5 separate regions of the Homo sapiens genome follow, and regions 2, 3, 4 and 5 are each linked to region 1. Evidence: chromatin contacts called from ENCODE Hi-C data. All regions are on one chromosome and are shown on one strand. The core of a region is the stretch at or near the end of the contact, and the rest is flanking DNA. Distances in the headings are between cores, read along the strand shown. Region 1 holds the start of PPP2R3A (protein phosphatase 2 regulatory subunit B''alpha). Region 2 holds the start of RYK (receptor like tyrosine kinase). Region 3 overlaps AMOTL2 (angiomotin like 2). Region 4 holds the start of EPHB1 (EPH receptor B1). Region 5 overlaps EPHB1 (EPH receptor B1).

Region 1 (3,430 bases), core at 444-2,943:
TGTGGTGAATTGGCAACTCTCTAGCCCCAATTCACCATGGTCCTCATGACAGAGAGACTAACTCTATTGTATTGAATCAAATTTCCAGTCACGTATTGTGTCCTTTATACATTCAAGTTATAATGTGTATAAATGCATGGCAAAAGGGCCAAAGGAGCCCTAATGTAAAAACATTGGCAATAAAACTGTTGAGACAAACCAAGAATCCAGGTTGCCAGGGTCAGCAGTTTTAACATTGTTTTATGGTACATTGTGTACTTTTCCTTCTTACTGATATGCATTGCACTGTGACCTTTGCAGAGTCCTATCCTGCCCTGCATTTTTCACAGAGTTGCTCTCAGTCTCAAATAAGATACCATATGCATGTGAAAGGGCTTTTGAAATGGAAAAGCAGTAGAAAGTTGAAAGTAAAATGGTCTCTTTCTCTCTAGGGCATCAAGGCATCTCACAGAGCACACTTTAGCTACTGGGAGGATTGACCTTGGGTGAAATTTCAGTATGTAAAGCTTGTTTGGGGTTATCTTACATAATTTTTTCTTTCCTTGTGCTATACACACACACACACATATATGTGCATATATGTACAATGCACATATATACACACACACATATGGCACCTAGTATATGCTTGGTGCTATGCTAGGTGCTGGGGAGACAGTGAGAACAACCCAGGTGCCCAGGACCTGTCCTCACAGCCCACCTAATCCTTTTAAGTCTTTACATACCTCCCATCCCCCACCCCCATGCTCCTTACTCATGGTATTCAACCCAACTGATTGACTTATTTATTGTTATTTATATGCTTATATATTTATAGATTTATCATTTTATCAAGATTTTTACGAAGATACTCAATTGGAGGTTCCTAATTCTGGAGAAATTTCCATTTTACAAATATATTCTTGGAGAGGGCATGATTATGGACCTGTCACATTTGAGTACTGTGGCAGTTAGAAGGAGGGCAATTTTGGGAGGCCCTTCCAGGCTATGTCCTTCCAGCTATTAATGAGGTTCTGTTTCAGAGCAGACCATATTACACGGTGTTATTAATAAATCTGGCGAGTGGTTATAAGGGTGTGTGTATCGGAATAATCCATTAAGCTGTACATTGGTTTTATATGGCTGTCTATATTTGTGTTTTATTTAACAGTAACAGTTAACAATAACAGTTAAAAATAAGTATCACTTCTTTTAAAATTCACACAACTTCTTGGGCTGAGTGAAATGTGGCGCAGGTGCAGGACTGTGGGAAGACAGGAGCGCCAGGGAATGTCTGGCCAGCAGCGCGCTGCCCTCAAGGGGCCTCCTTGAAGGCCCCTTGAAGAGGGCAACACAACTAATGACGATAACAATAACAACGATGACAATATTGACGATGACAATAACAGTAATAAATCCGAGCAAGAGACTCGAATCTGTCAAACAGCAGCGACCACCACGAATCGCATCCCCGCGGCGCCGCCATACAGGAGACTGCCCTCGCCGAGGCCACAGCGGCTCTCGCGGCGCCCCTGGAGGCCCCCTTCCTGCCTTGGCCAGAGGGGCGGGGCGTAGGCTGGGGGCGGGGCCGGAGAGTGGGCGGGGCCTGGCGCGTGGGCGGGGCTCCGGGCGGGCCGGCCGCCGAGGGTGGGGCCGAGGAGGAGGAGGAGGAGGAGGAGAAGGAGGTAGGGGCCTGCGGGTGGCTGGGCGGGGCGCGCTCGGGCCTCCGCTCTTCACGCGCCGCATTCGTAGCCCGAGAGTCCGCGCCGCGGGGAGGCTTGGAGGCAAGCGCTGCCCGCGAGCTGAGCCGCCGGAGGAGGAGCCGCGGGCAACGAGGTAGGCAAAGGAACACTGGCCGCACGGCCTGGAGCCTTCAGCTCCCTCGTCCCGGCCCGAGGGGGTGGCGAGGCTCGGGGCGGCGCGCGGAGGCCGGGGCGGGCGGGGCCGGGACCTGGGGGCGGGGACCGGCCTGGCCAGAGGGGCCACACGGAGCTGATTGGGCTGTGGAAGTCGGAATTCCAGTCGGTGCGGTGCGGTGCGGTGCGTTGCCTCGGCGCGGCCGGCCGGTCCCGGGACACGGCACCAGGGAGGTGTGGAAATTGCCTGCCCCAGGGGCGCCCGCGGAGGAGGGTAGGCGGGGGCGGCCTGGGCCCTCCCACTTTTCAGGGCTCCTGGGCCAGTTCGCCCGCACAGCCCTCGGGAACTTGTTAACAGGAAAGCCTGGCAGAGAAACAAATGCCAGCGTTTTGGAAGAACTGAGAGTCACGTCGTTAGGCGCTGAGGCTTTCTTTTCCTTCCCCGCCCCCTGCCCAACCTCGGCCCGACTTGGCCAAAGAAGGATGTGTCACCAGCTCCGGGCCGCGGACGGGATTCCCGGCCCGCCAGGAGCCGGGGTACCTGAAACAAAGGTAAACGGAGGCCGGGCGGCCCCTGGTCCTGCACCGCGGCCGCGCTGGAGCGCCTCGGTGGGTCTCTCCCGCGCCGACCTGGCCGCCGCCGCCGCGGAGGGGCGTTCTCCTGGGGGACCTCTCGATGGAAACCAGCTGGCCGGGCTTGGAGTTGATGTTGCATCCGAACTCTGTTGTGCTCCCGTTATTCCCAGTCCTCCCACTCTGGTAAAGCTTAAGGAAATTTTATCCAGTCTTGGTGGTCAGCAAATGTAGGGGAAGACAAATTATTGTTTGTAAATTATAAGGTATTTTCTAATTAGGAAATGGCCTGAAAACATTAAATTCTTAACACGTAAGCAAAAAAAGAGTAATTCCTTCCAACATCTGAGGAAGTATTCCTCCTCAAATCTTCATTTATGTACAAAACATCCCCCACACCTTTGGTGCCAGGCATTTTTCTTTGTTCTTCCTTAGTCTCAGGCCTTAGTTTCTTGTAAACAGAACCCAGCGCCTAGACCCTAAGAATTGCCATACTAGGTCAGAGCATGGGCGTCCAGTTCAGTAGGCAGCCGGCTTGTGTTGTAGTAAAACTGTTGTTTTTTTTTCTTGGTGGTATGTTAAAAATTATCTCAGTTTCTTTCAGTAGTCCATGAAAGCCTTTTAAAAATTTTCTAAGCCACTGCTAATTTACACACACAATTTATTTACATTTATTGCATCCAAATGGCCCTTTTATCACCTCTGGCAGAAGAACTTAATGGCATGAGATACTTGTGGAAAAAAACTTAGATCTTTTATACAATCTAGGAGCTCAGAAATCTAGGAGATTTCTAGGAGAACGGGGAAACAGATCAAAAAGGTTTTTAAAAAACAAAGCTTTGGGAAAGTGTTACTGGGGCCAATCTGGCTGTTGAGTTCAAAAATAGCTTTATGCACTGACAACCTGAACATTGAGCAGTTAAAGATTTATTTGTACTCATAAGTATTTGCATATTTTAAAATGTAGCTTAACATTCTGGAGAGTGAAGGGCCTATCTGACTTTATCTTGGGCTGAATTAAT
Region 2 (3,430 bases), core at 320-2,819, 1.7 Mb before region 1:
TGTAATGTCTAAAGAGTCTGCTTTCAGTAATTCCATTTCTACACTGAGTCAATCTCAACACACCTCAACAAAGTCTTATTACTTAAAAAAAAATAGAATACTGACAAATAATGGATGCAATAGAGAATAATTTTTCCCCTCAAACACTCAGAAGCACCACCTTCAGATGAAATAAAGATACTGCCATAATAACAAAAGAATGCAAACGTCTAGGTACCAAGGACTTCCTTTTTGGGGGGTCGTTCCTGTCAGATCTTCCTCTAAGGGGTCATTTCCAGAATCCACAAAGTCCTAACATAAGACCCCAGCAATTTTTCAAATTAATTCCCCAAACAACAAAGCTAAGCAAGTAAATGGAACCACAAACCGACCCAAGACTAAGTTCTTGTTTCCCTTCAAGATACTCAAAAGTAGGAGAGTGGCCCAGAAGTACAGAGTCAGTCCAAACTCCCAACACACCCAATGCAAAAACCAAAAAGGTATTGAAACTAAAAAGGTCTGCTACCTGGCGATTCATTCACTAAAAATATGCTTAGAATCTAAGCATATGCTCCAAATCTACGTCCCAAGAGTTGGAGGCTGCCACGAACATTTGGTGCCCTTATAACCTCCCCTTCTTTCTCTCTCGTTTTTTTTTTTTTTTTTTTTTTTTTTGTAAAAGGGTAAGCACAGAGCGTGGCCTCTACTGGAGCATCAAAACCACAGCAAAGGGTTTGCAAGTTCAGTCTAAAACGTGAATTTCGAGATATTCAAAATCGAGGGCCCTAGAGTGACACACATAGAAAGCGTCAAAAAAACTTCGTGCAGCAAGGAAAAAAAGTTGTAAGGGTGACTGACTCTTCTAGGGAGAAGGGCTAAGGAGGCAGTGAGGAGGATGGGATGGGGTGAATCTGGGTCTATCGCGGCGGGGCAGCGAGGGCGGCACGAAGGCTGACCCAGAGCTGGGGACCGGGCAGGGACCACACCTCCCAGCCAGCACGGCAGGCAGAGACCGGGCCGCGAGGCGAATCCGGGCGCGGGGGGCGGGGAGGGTACTCGCCCGAGGTCCACGGCTCGCAGACTGATCCGCCGGCGGCCGGAAGCTGCCCCAGCCGGCCCGACCTGCCCGCCCCGGCCTCGGCGGCCCCACTCACCGATCAGCCGGCGCACCTCGTCCTCGCTCAGGTAGAGACTCACGCTGGGCCCCGCGGAAGCCGACTGCAGCTCCGGGGGCCGCGGGGCGGGGGCGGCGGCAGCGCCAGGCGCGGGCAGCAGCGGCAACAGCGCAAGCAGAAGCAGCAGCGGCGGCGGCGGCGGGGCCCTCAGGCCGCGGGCCCCCGGGAGGCAACTCCGGCCCGGCCGCCCCAGCCGCGCCGCCCCACGCATGGCCGCCGCCGCCGCCGCCGAAGAGGAGCGTCGGCCGCCCGCCGCACCGCCGCCCACCCCCGGCCCCGAGCCGCTCACAGCCCCGAGCCGGGGGCGGCTGCCCAGCTCATCGCACCGCCGGCCCGTGGCAGCCAGCAGTGGCTTCAGACCTCCGGAGCGCGCCGCCGCCGCCGCCTCCTCGCTGCATCGTCCGGAGTTGGGGGCTGCCCGCGGGACGCGCCCGTGCGCGCCGCCGCCTCCCCGGGAGCGCGCACGCACCTTTCGCTCTGGGCGGGCCGGCCTGGGCAACGCGCTGGGGTTTTAAAGTGCCTCGGCGGGCGAAGGGCTCGGGTCACCCTCTCCGCAAGAGCCGGTCCCCGCCCCACGCGGTCACTGCGTCTAATGTTTGCTTGTCTATTGTCTGTAACCCTCCTTTCCCGACGGACGGGCCAGGCTGGAGCCACCGGCCGCGCCTGCAGCTCAGTGGGCGCCCCAGGTCCCCGGAAACGCCTGGATGCGGCCGTTCTGGTTGCGAAAAAGCAGCATGCTTTCCTGTTTAGTGGGAAAACTCAAATAAATAGAAATCATCCTTTATCTTACCATCGGTGATCAACTTTATCGTTTCCGTATCTATTATTAGAATTTATACTACATATATTTGTTTTCCAGAAAGATCTTAGCACGCTTTACTAACCCTATTTTTACGTTACAAAATTTTATTTATTTTTATATTTTTATTTATTTATTTTGAGACGAAGTCTTGCTCCGTCACCCAAGCTGGAGTGCACTGGCACGATCTCGGCTCACTGCAACCTCTGCCTCCTAGGTTCAAGCCATTCTCCTGCCTCAGCCTCCCGAGTAGCTGGGATTACAGGCGCCCGCAACCATGCCCGACTAATTTTTTTGTATTTTTAGTAGAGACGGGGTTTCACCATGTTGGCCGGGTTGGTCTCGAACTCCTGACCTCACGTGATCAACTGACCTCGGCCTCCCAAAGTGCTGGGATTACAGGTGTAAGCCACCGCGCCCTGCCAAATTGTTATTTTTTTTATAATCGTTCTGCATCACTATAATCAACCTGCCTTTGGGGTTGTTAATCTGTGGTCCATACCAGGCTTCGACAGCCTTCCAATAATATGAAACTGTGTGCAAAAGTGTATGTGTCTCCGTGCGTATTTGTGTCCACGTCCATGTTTCTGTGTGTTGTGTGTATGCTTGATTGCACACAGAGAGGTGGTATGTCATCATTTGTTCTAGGGAGTCCTTGTGCCCTCAAAGAGGTTAAGAACTGCAGATAGACCTCGTGTACTTAAAGGCGGTGGAGCCAGCCAGTGCATGGACTTCCGGGCCTCCTGATGTATTTTTGTGAGCCGCCCACCATCGCGGTCAAACTTGCACCAGTGCCCCCTCTCTTGGTGAGGCTCCAAGGGCCCCTGCCCTGTCCTGGGACACCTCGTCCCTGCGGACAGGCCCCCGTCCTGACCCCAAGGCTCTCGCGGGGCCGTGCCTCGGGGAGCAGCTGCTCTGACAGCTAGGCCTGGCTTCGGGGCACAGTTGCTCCATCGCAGTGAGGCCCTGGGAAGCGGTTATTTTTATCCTCAGGGAAGGGTAGGGAAAAGGAGAGGCTGATAAGGAGGGAAGTGCTGGAACTTGATTTTCTCCCTCCCTAGCAAGATACACGGATTCCATTTAGAGATAGGCTGGCCTCAATTTGTCAAGCTTCAGCGCCTCAGCACAAAATCTTACACCCTTCATCCTGCCGGAGGAGGCTGAGAAGAGGAAGAGGGGAGGAAAAGTGCTCCATCAGAGAAGGCTTTTAAGCCACAAAAGTCAGCAAAAATACTTCTGTTGGGACAGCCACTGCTACCAGGGTTCTGCCAGGAAGGGCTGGAGGCTCAAAACATGTTGTGTGAACAGGAATCTCAATTCAGATGGGAAGCATTTTTTTAAAGGATGGCATATTCTTTGCACTTTTAAAAAAGCTCACAGTCCTCAAAGAATGAAACTCCTAGCTTCTCGAGGTTCTTTAATTACTAGGTCTTGTCAGTGACTTCTTCAGGCGGCCTATGATGTAAACAGCAGAGAG
Region 3 (3,430 bases), core at 896-3,395, 1.6 Mb before region 1:
GACGGCTCGAGACTGTTGAGGTAGGAACTGTGATGCCCATGTACAGATGAGAAAATAGAGACTCAGGTAGGCTGTGACATGGTCCTCCTTCCAGTGGGAGAATGAAAGAAGGGGGAACAGAACCACCATCGGCTGTCGGCACACCAGGCCCTTACACATCTTATTCCACGAATCCTCCAGCCCCTCCAGGGAGGATTTGGGATCCCCAACTTATAGGGGAGAAACATAGGAGGTGAATGGTGCTGCCAAATGGAAACCCCAGTTGGCCACACTACAAAGGCCCAGGCTGCCTCTGGCTACATGGTGAGGCGTTTGTACTTATAGGCCACCCAGAGCTCTGGGGCTCCTTCTGCAGACCCAGGCCGAGAGGTCCGTTGAGGGCTACATTTCCTTCCATGGTCTGAAAAGAACACTGAGATGTAAGCAACCAGGCTCAGAAGGAAATGCAAAGTCTGCAGTACAGTGAAAATGACTATGGCCCAAAGATTAGTGTGTAAGGGTCAAGCTATCCTGACTTTTAAATCATTTTGTTAATTGCCCAAAGAAACTGCTCAGAGGCCCTCTCCATAGGGCCAGGAGAAGCCCAAGCCAGACCACAGAGCCCTCCATCTGATGTTCTAGCCTTAAATCCACCTCCCAGGCACCTGCCCCTTGAGAGTCCCAGGCTGCCCCCTGAGGAGCAGGTCAGCTGCCTACCTTGCTGGAGAGCAGGTGGGGGGCAGGGCTATGGGCTCCCGCTAATGAACCTAAAGGCACTGTCTCTAGAACAGCATTCTGATTCAGTGGAATTTTCTGCCAGAGTGGAATTGTTCTATACGGCACCCTCCAATGCAGTGGCTACTAGACACACGTGCCACTGAGGACTGGAAATGTGGCTAGTAAGATGGGAGAACTGAATTTTAAATTTAATTTATTTTCATTAATTTCAATCTTTGGGCCACATGCAGCTAAGTACCTATCATATAGGACAGTGCAAGTTCTGGAACAGAAGGGTGAAGGCTTGAGACCTTGGCATGTGGAAGGGAGGATTCATTTACTCAGGTCCCTGGGGCAGGGCAGGGAGGACACAGAGGCAACTCAGGTTAGCTCTTGATTCATTTTGGATGTTTGAAGGCTGAGCCCAGGATGGTATCATTCTGTGGCATGGAGGAAAATACGAGGAAGTCCAATAATATTGAAACGGATGTGTTCATACTTCGCTGGCTTAACATCCATTGAGTGGGGTGTTAACATCCATTGAGGAGGGGCAGCCAGGTTGGGACTCAGGCAGGGAGGACCCTCCCCTAGTCCACCTGTGCGTTCAGTTTGCCCAGGGCCTGCATCTCATTTCAGCCTTAGCATGACTCTGTGGGGAAGGACTCTGTCTCATCTTATAGCTGGAGAATCTGGGGCGCAGGGAGAGAAGAAATATTCCCAAGGGGGTGGAGCTAACAGGCCAGCCTCAGGCCTCAAGGCCAGATCCCCAGGGGGCACTGCTGGCCTAGAAGGGCCAGAAGGGCAGTGCTGGGGGGCTGCGTGGCTTGCCTAGGAGGAAAAGCAGATGGCATTGGTGATAATGGCCACACTTTCCTAGTGTTGACTGACCCCAGATAAAAGGGAGGTCAATCAGACACCTCCCTTTGCAATAGCTACTAGGGAGCAAGGAAGAGCTGCTTGGGTTTCCTCAGCCCTGGGGGAGGAAGGGGCCGGAGGACCCAGCCCTCTGCTTCCAGAAGCTTCCTGCAGCCTTGTCCAACCTCTAAGGCCCTGGTGGGGGCTGGGAGGCTTTGAGCTCTGGCCATCCCCTACCAACAGGACCCTGATAAAACCTTGGGCCTGCGGGATCTCGGGAAGGAGAGCTCCTTAGTAAGAAATAAGTGGTCTGGGTGCGGGTGGGAAGAGGACGCCCGAAGGCCAGCGGAGGAGGGCAGGAAGGCAGGCGAGGCGCCGACGGGACCCGGGATGCGCCTTGGGCAGCGAGCGAGCCCCCACCTCCACGTTCCAGGCTCCCTTTGTGCTCACCCTCCCTCCTCCCAAAGCCGGGCGAAGGGCGCCAGGCAGCGCGCACGGGAGGGAGCGGCGGGGGGCGGGCCGGGAGCGGAACAGCTCGCGGCTCTGGAATGCCAGGCATCCAGGTCACCCGCGGCTGCAAGATTAATGGCTCCAGCGAGGAGCCAAGAACAGCTCGGCGCTCACTCGCTCCCCGGGGAGCGGAAACGCCTCCCGGCCGGCCCCCCTCTTCTCACCCACTAGCAAGCTCCCAGAAACCCGCCCCATGGCTTCCTTTCTTTGGCAGAGTCAGGCTCCAGAAGTCCGCCTTCCTCCACAGGCACCCTAATCTGCCGTGCCCTTGCAGCTTCTCCTCCCCAGACTCCTCAGGGAAACCCCAGGGCTGCCCCCTCCCCTTTCTCCCTCCTTCCCTTTGACTCCTTCCCAGAGACCTTAAGCCGCTGCCATCTCACCCCACCCAGCCAGAAGAGACCAGCCTACCTCCTGCCCCACCCTGTCAATTCCTTCAGTGCTGTGTTCCCCCATTCCCTGCCCTAGTCTTTGAACCCTCTTTGAAGGAAGATAGGGGTGCTGCCAGCCAGAGCTAAGTCCTCAAGCTGCTCCTCCATTTCTGCACCCCACACTACCCTTTGTGCCATTCACAGTAGGGTTCCTGTGAAGACTCAAAGCCATGTTTACCCAGCTACCAACCACTCCCATTCCACTTCTCTGCAAACACCTTGAACAGCACTAAAGCTCCTAGTAGGAGCTCAATAAATAACTGTTCTTAGTCTCTTCTGATTGCTAGAGCCTCCTGCTGCTGAGCTCAGGGCTCCCTTTGCCACCCACCCCATGTACCTCTTGAACTGCCCAATAGCTCCTTCACCTCTGGCTGGCTCTCCACCCCTGCCATCCCCACAGAGCCCCTCTCTCAGGCCACCGGGGCTCCTAATCACCGGTTTCTAGGGCCACCCCCGTTGTTCTTTTGCATCTGTGGGAACCTGCTCCTTTCTTAAGCTCACCACTTCCTTCCTGACCTCCCTGCCATGGTACCTTCCTGGGCCTGCTCCCATTCTCTCTTGAACATCTGCCAGTTGCTTAAAACACATCTGCTAATGAATGAATAAATGGACTAGTCAATGAACTTGCCCATTCTTCAAGGATGCTTAGACCGCCCCGTTTAGAATGCATCTGTTGGTTAAGGTCTAGGATCCCATTTTTGGCTGCCTCAGATGCCTCCACTTGGCTTGCTATGGCTCAGCTCCACCATGCCCCCCTACCTCTCACATTCCCATTGCACACTCCCGACCTTTCTGTTGCCAGGAACTCCCTGGGAAGCTCTCAGACCTGTCCTTCTCCTTCACCTCATCTGTCTTCAGGGCTACCTTGCCTCCCGCACTGCCCAATGCACTGCACTGGTGGTCAGCACCGAAGCTCAGCAAATCACTGCTCCCTGGCTTTC
Region 4 (3,430 bases), core at 241-2,740, 1.2 Mb before region 1:
ATGAGAAGGTGGAGGTTGATGACATCTTCCCTTCAGGCACAGAGGTGGGGTAGGAGGGAGGGGAGGGGAGGAGGAAGGCAGCCTGAGTCAGAGCCAGGGAAGGAAAGAATTGTCAGGATTGGGGGACTTGAGTCTGGCTGTGGTGGAGAGGAAGAAGTCCCAGCAAAGGAGAGACTAGACACGCAGAGGTGGGGGGTGTGGGGAACTGATTTAGAAAAGCCCAGAAAGGAGAGTCATCCCAAAGGGAAATATCGCATCTGCCCACTGTTAGCTCATTAACAGACCAGGGGAAAGGATTGGTGCCTCCAAGGTGAGAGGCGTAGGAGGAGGGGTGGGGAACCTAACGGGTCATCCCTGACCCTGTAGGACCAGACTATCATCAGGTATGTAGGGGGGGCGGGAGAGGAGGGAAGGACACATCTCCAGCATAACATATAACAGCCTCAAGGTGAGTTTCTGATTTAGAACCCTTGACCATCTCCAGAAACAGGAAGATAAAGTGTAGCTGTGAGAGCTGAGCCTGGGAGAATTGCTCCTATCTCCAAGGCTGCATCCCCAGTTGCTGCCTAAGTCCTTCCCACCCACACTGAAGGCCTGGCCCACAGCAACAGTGCACCTCGCCTTGCACCGGCCTGGGAGAGCCCTCTTGCAGGCTTTGCTGTTTTATAGCTGACTGTGTGACTCCTGGTCTCCCCACGCTGAGCTGTCCTCTGGGGTCAGGGCCCTCTGTGGAAGTTCACAATGCACTGGGAAGTGAACACCAAAGGCAACCAGAGGCTTCTGCAGAAAAAGAACTGCGAAACGTTGGACAGGAAGCAAATCCGGTTCCCTGTGGACCCTGGAGCAAGTGCCCACAGGTTATCTGAACAGTATTCATTCTTTCGACGGACATGTACTATGCCTCCCGCAGGCCAGGCACTGTTCTGTGAACTGTGGATTCTGTAGTGAACAAAATAGACAAGAATCCGAAAATGGTGACCCCATTTTAATGAGGGAGAGACCCCACGATAAACAAAATCGATTAGTAAATACCAACCCATGCTAGAGAGTGAAGAGCTCTGGAGGAGAGGCACGGGTGCGCCCCTGGAGTTGCTCTAAACAGGGTAGGCAGGGTGCTCTTGTCACAGAGAAGATGAACGAAGGCTCGTTTGATCATTTAAAGCGGATCCAGTCCTGGGTGGGATGTAAGGGCACGAGGCCTCCCCAGCTCCTTCGCTGGGCACCCTATGGGGGGACAGGGTGAGTTGGGCGGGCCGCTGCGGTTCTCCGAGAGCACCACGAGGGGGAGCCCGGACCCCTCCTAGCGCCTTCCGAGCCCTCCCGCACAGCCTTGCAAGCAAAAGTTTTTCTTAAACTAACAATGCCAGTGTAAGGAGGTGCTCGCGCCTGATTGGCCGGGGGAATTTTGCAGGTTTGATTCCTTGATTGGACAGGAGGTGTTAGGGGTGGGGAGAGAGCTGATGGTGGGGGATCCCGCTCCCTCCCGCGTCAGTCTGGCCGGCTCCGTCCTCCCGTAGGCTCCGCTGTAGCTAGCAATGTGACACCAGGACGCACTCGCTCTCGCGCGCTCTCCCAGGCTCGTTCTCCCTCGCCCTCTCTCTCTCACACACGCACGCACACACCCACCTCTCCCATAAACACACACACACACATGCACACCCACACCCACGCGCGCCCGCACCGCCCCACGCGCACACACTCCTGCCCACGCCCACGCAGCGCTCCGGGAAGTCCGGTCCGGGCGAGAGCGCGAAAGGATACCGAGAAGCCACCCGCGGAGAGCGCAGCGGCGCCCTGGGACGCGGCGCTCTCCCGGCGCTGCTGCCTCGGCTTGGTCTCGGCCTGCGGGCCGTCGGCCGGCGATGGCCCTGGATTATCTACTACTGCTCCTCCTGGCATCCGCAGTGGCTGCGATGGAAGGTAACGTACCCTCCACGGAGCAAGTTGGCTGCTGGTGCCGGCCGCCTTGGGACTGCTGTGCTCCGCGGTTCGCGGGGTTCCTCTGGCTGCTTTGCGGTGCAGGCATCCCGGGACCCGAGGGCAAGGAGGTTTGGGAGCCTCGGCCGCTGCCGAGCGCGGGGCTTGGGCGGCACCCACCAGAGCGCCCCCGGCTGGCTCTTAGCGCCCGAAACTGGCTCGCGAGTCCCCCGGCTTCCTCGCCCCGGCACTCCCTGGTAGCCTCGGTCTCCCGCAGCCCCCGCTCGGAGAGCTCGGAGCCCGCTGCATTGCGGTGCATGCTCCTTAGCTCTGGGGCAGAGCCAGAGCTGGGCGTTGGGGAGAAAGGGGTGCCTCTGGCCATCCGGCTCCTGGAGTACTGGCGCCCGTCTGCTCCCAGGCACGGATACGCTTCTGAGCAGCCGCGCGCCACCTCCTTTTCTCCAGCTCGCAGTCCACGGGCTAGTGGACTCTGCTTGGCGTGCAAGCACTGCGCGCGGGGGCCGGAGAAGCTCTGCCGTGGTATCCCGCAAGTGGCCGCCGAAGGAGAGGGGTGGAGTTCATTGGCCGTACCCTTGGGGACCAGTCTGGTGGTCCGGGCGCCTGCGGGACTGCAGGTTTCCAGGGTCAGTCGGGGAGAGGTGGAAACCCTTTTCGCCTCTTGAGCCTTGGAACAGGAGTGGGCTGGGGTGAGTGGTCGGTCCTACCTAAAGTCTCCCAGCCTCTCCACCACCCCGGAGAGGATACTCGGCGGCCGGGAGTCGTCGGGCAGCGTCACTCTCTGCCAGCTCAGACTTGGCGGTGCCTCCGGCTTGGTGGCTGGGAAAGCGCGCTCCAAAGACACCGTGCCCGGCGCAGCGGGGAGCCTGGGCGCTCGGTAGCGCTCGCGAATCCCTGTGGGAAATCCCGGCCCAGCTCCCCGCCTCCCGCCCCTTCCCCCGCCTCTGTTCTTCGCAGCCTAGCAGCGGCCGCGGCAGCCTCCTGGGAACACAGCTCCGCGGGAGAGCGGAGTTGGAGTTGTCGGGAGAAAACCAACTCTAGGGGTGATGCGCTGCCGCAGTCCGGCTAGCAGCCCCACTTTCCGGTGTCCTGCTCCGGATGGAACTCCTCTGGGGGACTCCAAGCCGGGGAGGAGCAGCTCTTGGCGACCGCGCAGCGTTCCCATCTGGGAGCTCGCTCCGCTTGTTACTCGTTCCTCGCGAAACTGTGACCGGTTGCCCAGTGGAAACTCCCCCAAACACGATGGTTTGGTGCCCCCCGCCATTCCGGAAAGCTCTGCCCTTCTGGAAGTGAAGCTGGAGGGGCATTCCGGGCCCTGAGGCGCGGCTAAGATTCCCTTCCCTTTTGGCGAAGACCACCGCATCCCACGTTTGTTCTGGTGGCGGCGTGGGGGTGCGGCGATTAATGCCTAGAAAGCTCTCGCTTGCTTTTCCGAAGGTGGCTTTTTGTCTGCCCTCAGTCTCCTGCTTCCCTCAGGGACTGCTGGGCTTTGTAG
Region 5 (3,430 bases), core at 389-2,888, 1.1 Mb before region 1:
CATTTGGCAGAGGGATCTGCTGTCCATGCCTCTTTGCCGTGGCTTCGAGGTCTCTGATCCAGGGCAGAGAGTCAGGCGTGCAGAGAGACCAGACCACCCAGCCACATTCTGCATCCCACAGAATTCTTGTGTGAGGAGATATCCCAGCAGACCTTAGGCAGTAACGGTTATATACATGCTCACATTGCCTCTCTAGGAGGTATAATTTTATTTTTCCTGCCACTATCATTTTACCCACTGTTTTGCCCCAAAGCACTCACATGTCACAGTATTTCTGTGGAGTTGAGGAGCATCTAACAAGCTCTCCTTCCATTTTTCACAGAGGATGCACCCTGCCCTCTCTTAGGGAACTTGAACTACCCACACAATACCCCTCTGGCCCCTCTGCTTACACACACAGACACATGCTGGGAGGTGGAGGTTTTTTGTGCCCAGATCAAAGAGGTCTCATGATCATTTCTTTTCACGACTGCAGAGGGTCTTCTAAGGTGGTCACACCTTTGGGGAAGTGGGGCTGCCAGCCTGTGCTTGGGAGTTGCATCTCCTCTGATCAGTATGGTGTTGCATCCTTCAGGCACTGCCTCTCCTTGGAGGCCCAGGGGACAGGAGAGTGAGGAACAGTACACAAGTTTTCTCTGTGTGTTCACCAGGCACTAGGGCTTCTTGCTGTGTGTTAAGCCAGCAGCAATTTTTCTTTGCAAATACAGACCCATTTTAGAAGTTGAGTGCTCGGTGTTGTGGCCGAACAGAAGCCAATTATGAAGTGGTTCATTGCTTGCACGTTGCAATCTGCCGGGGCAGGGCTCCGAGGCCCCATTTGGAGGAATGTTAGTGCAGCCCAGTGGAGCCCAGGTTGCCCATAATGCTGCCTTTGCGATACCTTCCAAGCCTTGCATTATTCCCTCCACGCACATCAGCAAGAGCATCGCGTGGGTGCTCCTTTGCTTGCCCTGGGAATTTTATAGCCCAAATTTACTATTCATTATTGTTTCCAAAGTACATCTTGTGTGATGCCTGTTCGGTGGTAAAATGGCTTTTCCCCCTTCTTCTCCACGGAGTTGCTTCAAAATCTGCTCCTGCCTGAGGGTGGGGGAATGGTCCTCTTCACGAAAGTCTTTGCAGAGGGGATGGAAGCCTTGCTCACCTTTGCAGGAGGTGTTTTGGGAAGGAAAGGCATGGGGGCAGGGCAGAGCAGGCAGGCTGAGTGCTCTGGTGGGATGCTCAGGTGGGATGGACCCTGGTCCATCATTGAGGTTGAAACGGAAACCTCTGGGTATTTACCCAGCGAAGTCACCTGGATAAGGAATGGGCCGGGAGGGTCATGTGATGGGAGTCAAGGCAAAAACAAAAGAATCCATTTATTATCCTGGCAGGAAATTTGTTCTTTTGGATTCTGTAGCTGCAGACAGAATGATTTCATTTCCTTCGGTGGCGGGAGATTAATAGCCCTTACCCCTGGGCCTCTGTGGATTGCTGTTTCCTCCATTTCCCTAAGTGTCGTCAACTTTGGTATGCATTCCTTTCTGAGGGGTCAGAGGGTATGCGCCATTTCACGCTGATTAACAGAACGTGGCCTTCCCTGTGGAAGGCTCCAGGATACCCGGAGGTGACTCAGGTTAAAACACACACACATCATGGAAAAAAAAAACCACAAAGAGAGGCTGTTCATAGGAGCCCAGGACTTGGACAGCAGCAGGGCAAGGCGGGGCTCCACCTCCGGCTTCAGATGTAGCCACTCACCCTGAGGCTGGAGGCGTGTGCTAAAGCAGGGAGCCCCAGGAAGACAGCTGGGACTAGGACAGCCACCAGCCTATTAGTTGTGTGTTTGGCACAGGATATTTAAGCTCACTGAGCCTCAGTTTACTCCTCTGTAAAATGTGGACACTCCACCTACTTTACCAGTCCATGGGGAGGATTAAGTGAGATGCTGTGTCTAAGTGCTTTTAAACCAAAGTCCTCTGTGGGAGTGACAGCCACACACAACACACCTTCTGGTGGCTGCAGGGAAGACAATTCCTGATTCCTAATCAGCCTTGTTTGAAGACCACAGTAAGGTGCTGACTAAGTCTGTTGGTCTGCCCCAAGATGAGGACAAGAAGAAGGCAGGAAATGGGAACCAGAAGGTCTTGGCCAGGGTGCATCCTCACGAGTATCACAGAGTCACCCGAGGGAGCTATTTCCACCTGGCTTCAGTGTTCCATATTTTCCAGAGCAGAAATCGCATATGTGGAGTCAGATTCCATGTTTGGATAAGCATAAGTGTTGTGTTTTTAAAAATCAGACCTAAACAATTTTCCCATTGTGGCTGAAGATATCCTGTGCCCTGATACCCTGCCTGGAGACAGCGTTTAGATTGTGTGGTGCTGTGGTTTCTACCCACTGAGCCTTGCACATACTTGGTGCTTAATGGCTATTTGTTCATTAGGAACCTTTAATTAACGAACCTTTGCATTTCAGAGAGATGCAAAGTTGACTAATTTGGGGGCATTTTTGTATTTTCTGATGCCTCAGTTTCCCATCTATGTCTCATCTCCACCCTAGCCCACATTCATAGTGGAGACTAATGAGTCTCTTATGCTCTGCATAAAGAGATGTCAGATTGAATGAAATGAAATGAAACTGGATTAAACTGCAGGGCTGTTGAACACAGGAATGTGTGACTGGGACCAGGGGTTGTCTGCTCCCTGGAGACCCTGGGAATAGAAAGGGGTTATCCAGAGAGGTTGGTTCTGGGACGTCTTCCTGGTGGCAAGGGCATGTCTCCATGAAGCATTGCTAAAAAATAAGTTAAATTTGGATAACAGAGCAATTTTAATAAACATTTTACTTTTAATATGTTTATAGTGTTGTTAATTATCTCTCTAAGTGGAGAAAATAGAAATTGTAGCACATTGAACAAAGATTGCTGATTAGGATAATAAAATGGAAATTTTAATCAAGACGATAACTTTAAGTCAAAGGAGGTTTTCTCTGAGGCTGCTGGAGCTTTCGTCTTTATTAAACACCCCATTTATCATCACTACTTCATTCATCGCAAGCATTAGATTAATATTGACAATTTAAAATAGAAATAACTTTTTATTGCCATTATGGTGCTGGTGTGATAATGGTGCTAGAGACTTTGCGGGAGCCGTTGCAGGCTGTCACGCTTTCTCTCTGCTGTAGTTGGTAGGCAGTCTTCAGCCCAAACCTCAAGGTCCCAGCCACTCAGGGAGGGGATCCGGTAGGGGGAGGGTTTTCCTGCCATCAAGCTTCTTCATGACTTGCAGCCCACTAAATCTTGTATGCTCTTTATTGAGAAAGCAAAAGGCTTTTGGTGGCTTGAGGTTGTTTCTTCAGTGGTAGAACCATGCCCAAAGGCCAGGGGCCTCTATTTTTCAATCCAATACAAGAGCTGTATTTTGAGTATCTGCAGGGTAGTGTGGAGATG

Evidence for each region. Hi-C counts contacts between places; a loop is a spot of excess contacts on that map. Pooled maps may share reads with other maps.
Region 2: a loop to region 1 is called in a pooled map, with 7 times the contacts of the local background. The contact joins the promoter of RYK here to the promoter of PPP2R3A in region 1. A Hi-C loop is called at or near these places in 5 of 50 pooled maps.
Region 3: a loop to region 1 is called in a pooled map, with 5 times the contacts of the local background. The contact joins the enhancer-like site here to the promoter of PPP2R3A in region 1. A Hi-C loop is called at or near these places in 4 of 50 pooled maps.
Region 4: a map of posterior cingulate gyrus shows a loop between it and region 1 (7-fold over the local background). The contact joins the promoter of EPHB1 here to the promoter of PPP2R3A in region 1. A Hi-C loop is called at or near these places in 2 of 168 maps with a recorded cell type or tissue (chondrocyte and posterior cingulate gyrus), 2 of 37 single-sample maps with no recorded cell type and 7 of 50 pooled maps.
Region 5: a pooled map shows a loop between it and region 1 (2.1-fold over the local background). The contact joins the enhancer-like site here to the promoter of PPP2R3A in region 1. A Hi-C loop is called at or near these places in 3 of 50 pooled maps.

What each region holds. Positions count from the first base shown.
Region 1 is chr3:135,964,035-135,967,464 of GRCh38, forward strand. It overlaps PPP2R3A (protein phosphatase 2 regulatory subunit B''alpha), which reads left to right and starts at 1,694. Exons shown (of 14, transcript NM_002718.5): 1 at 1,694-1,815. RefSeq lists an enhancer at 1,268-2,086 and silencers at 1,531-1,760, 1,891-2,170.
Region 2 is chr3:134,249,290-134,252,719 of GRCh38, forward strand. RYK (receptor like tyrosine kinase) reads right to left here and starts at 1,570. Exons shown (of 15, transcript NM_002958.4): 1 at 1,134-1,570. The coding sequence starts at 1,365. RefSeq lists an enhancer at 811-1,589 and a silencer at 925-1,744.
Region 3 is chr3:134,362,151-134,365,580 of GRCh38, forward strand. The region is part of intron 5 of AMOTL2 (angiomotin like 2); the gene reads right to left. Among named protein-coding and RNA genes, the nearest start is that of MIR6827, 4.0 kb to the right of the region's middle. Within about 2 kb of position 2,146, at least 24 of the 41 ENCODE cell types and tissues checked have a DNase peak (open chromatin) inside an H3K27ac peak, as active enhancers do.
Region 4 is chr3:134,793,770-134,797,199 of GRCh38, forward strand. It overlaps EPHB1 (EPH receptor B1), which reads left to right and starts at 1,491. Exons shown (of 16, transcript NM_004441.5): 1 at 1,491-1,920. The coding sequence starts at 1,863. RefSeq lists enhancers at 1,007-1,216, 1,278-1,572, 1,617-1,666, 1,677-1,866.
Region 5 is chr3:134,845,538-134,848,967 of GRCh38, forward strand. All of the region lies in intron 1 of EPHB1 (EPH receptor B1), which reads left to right. Among named protein-coding and RNA genes, the nearest start is that of EPHB1, 52 kb to the left of the region's middle. RefSeq lists an enhancer at 976-1,475. Within about 2 kb of position 1,639, at least 3 of the 41 ENCODE cell types and tissues checked have a DNase peak (open chromatin) inside an H3K27ac peak, as active enhancers do.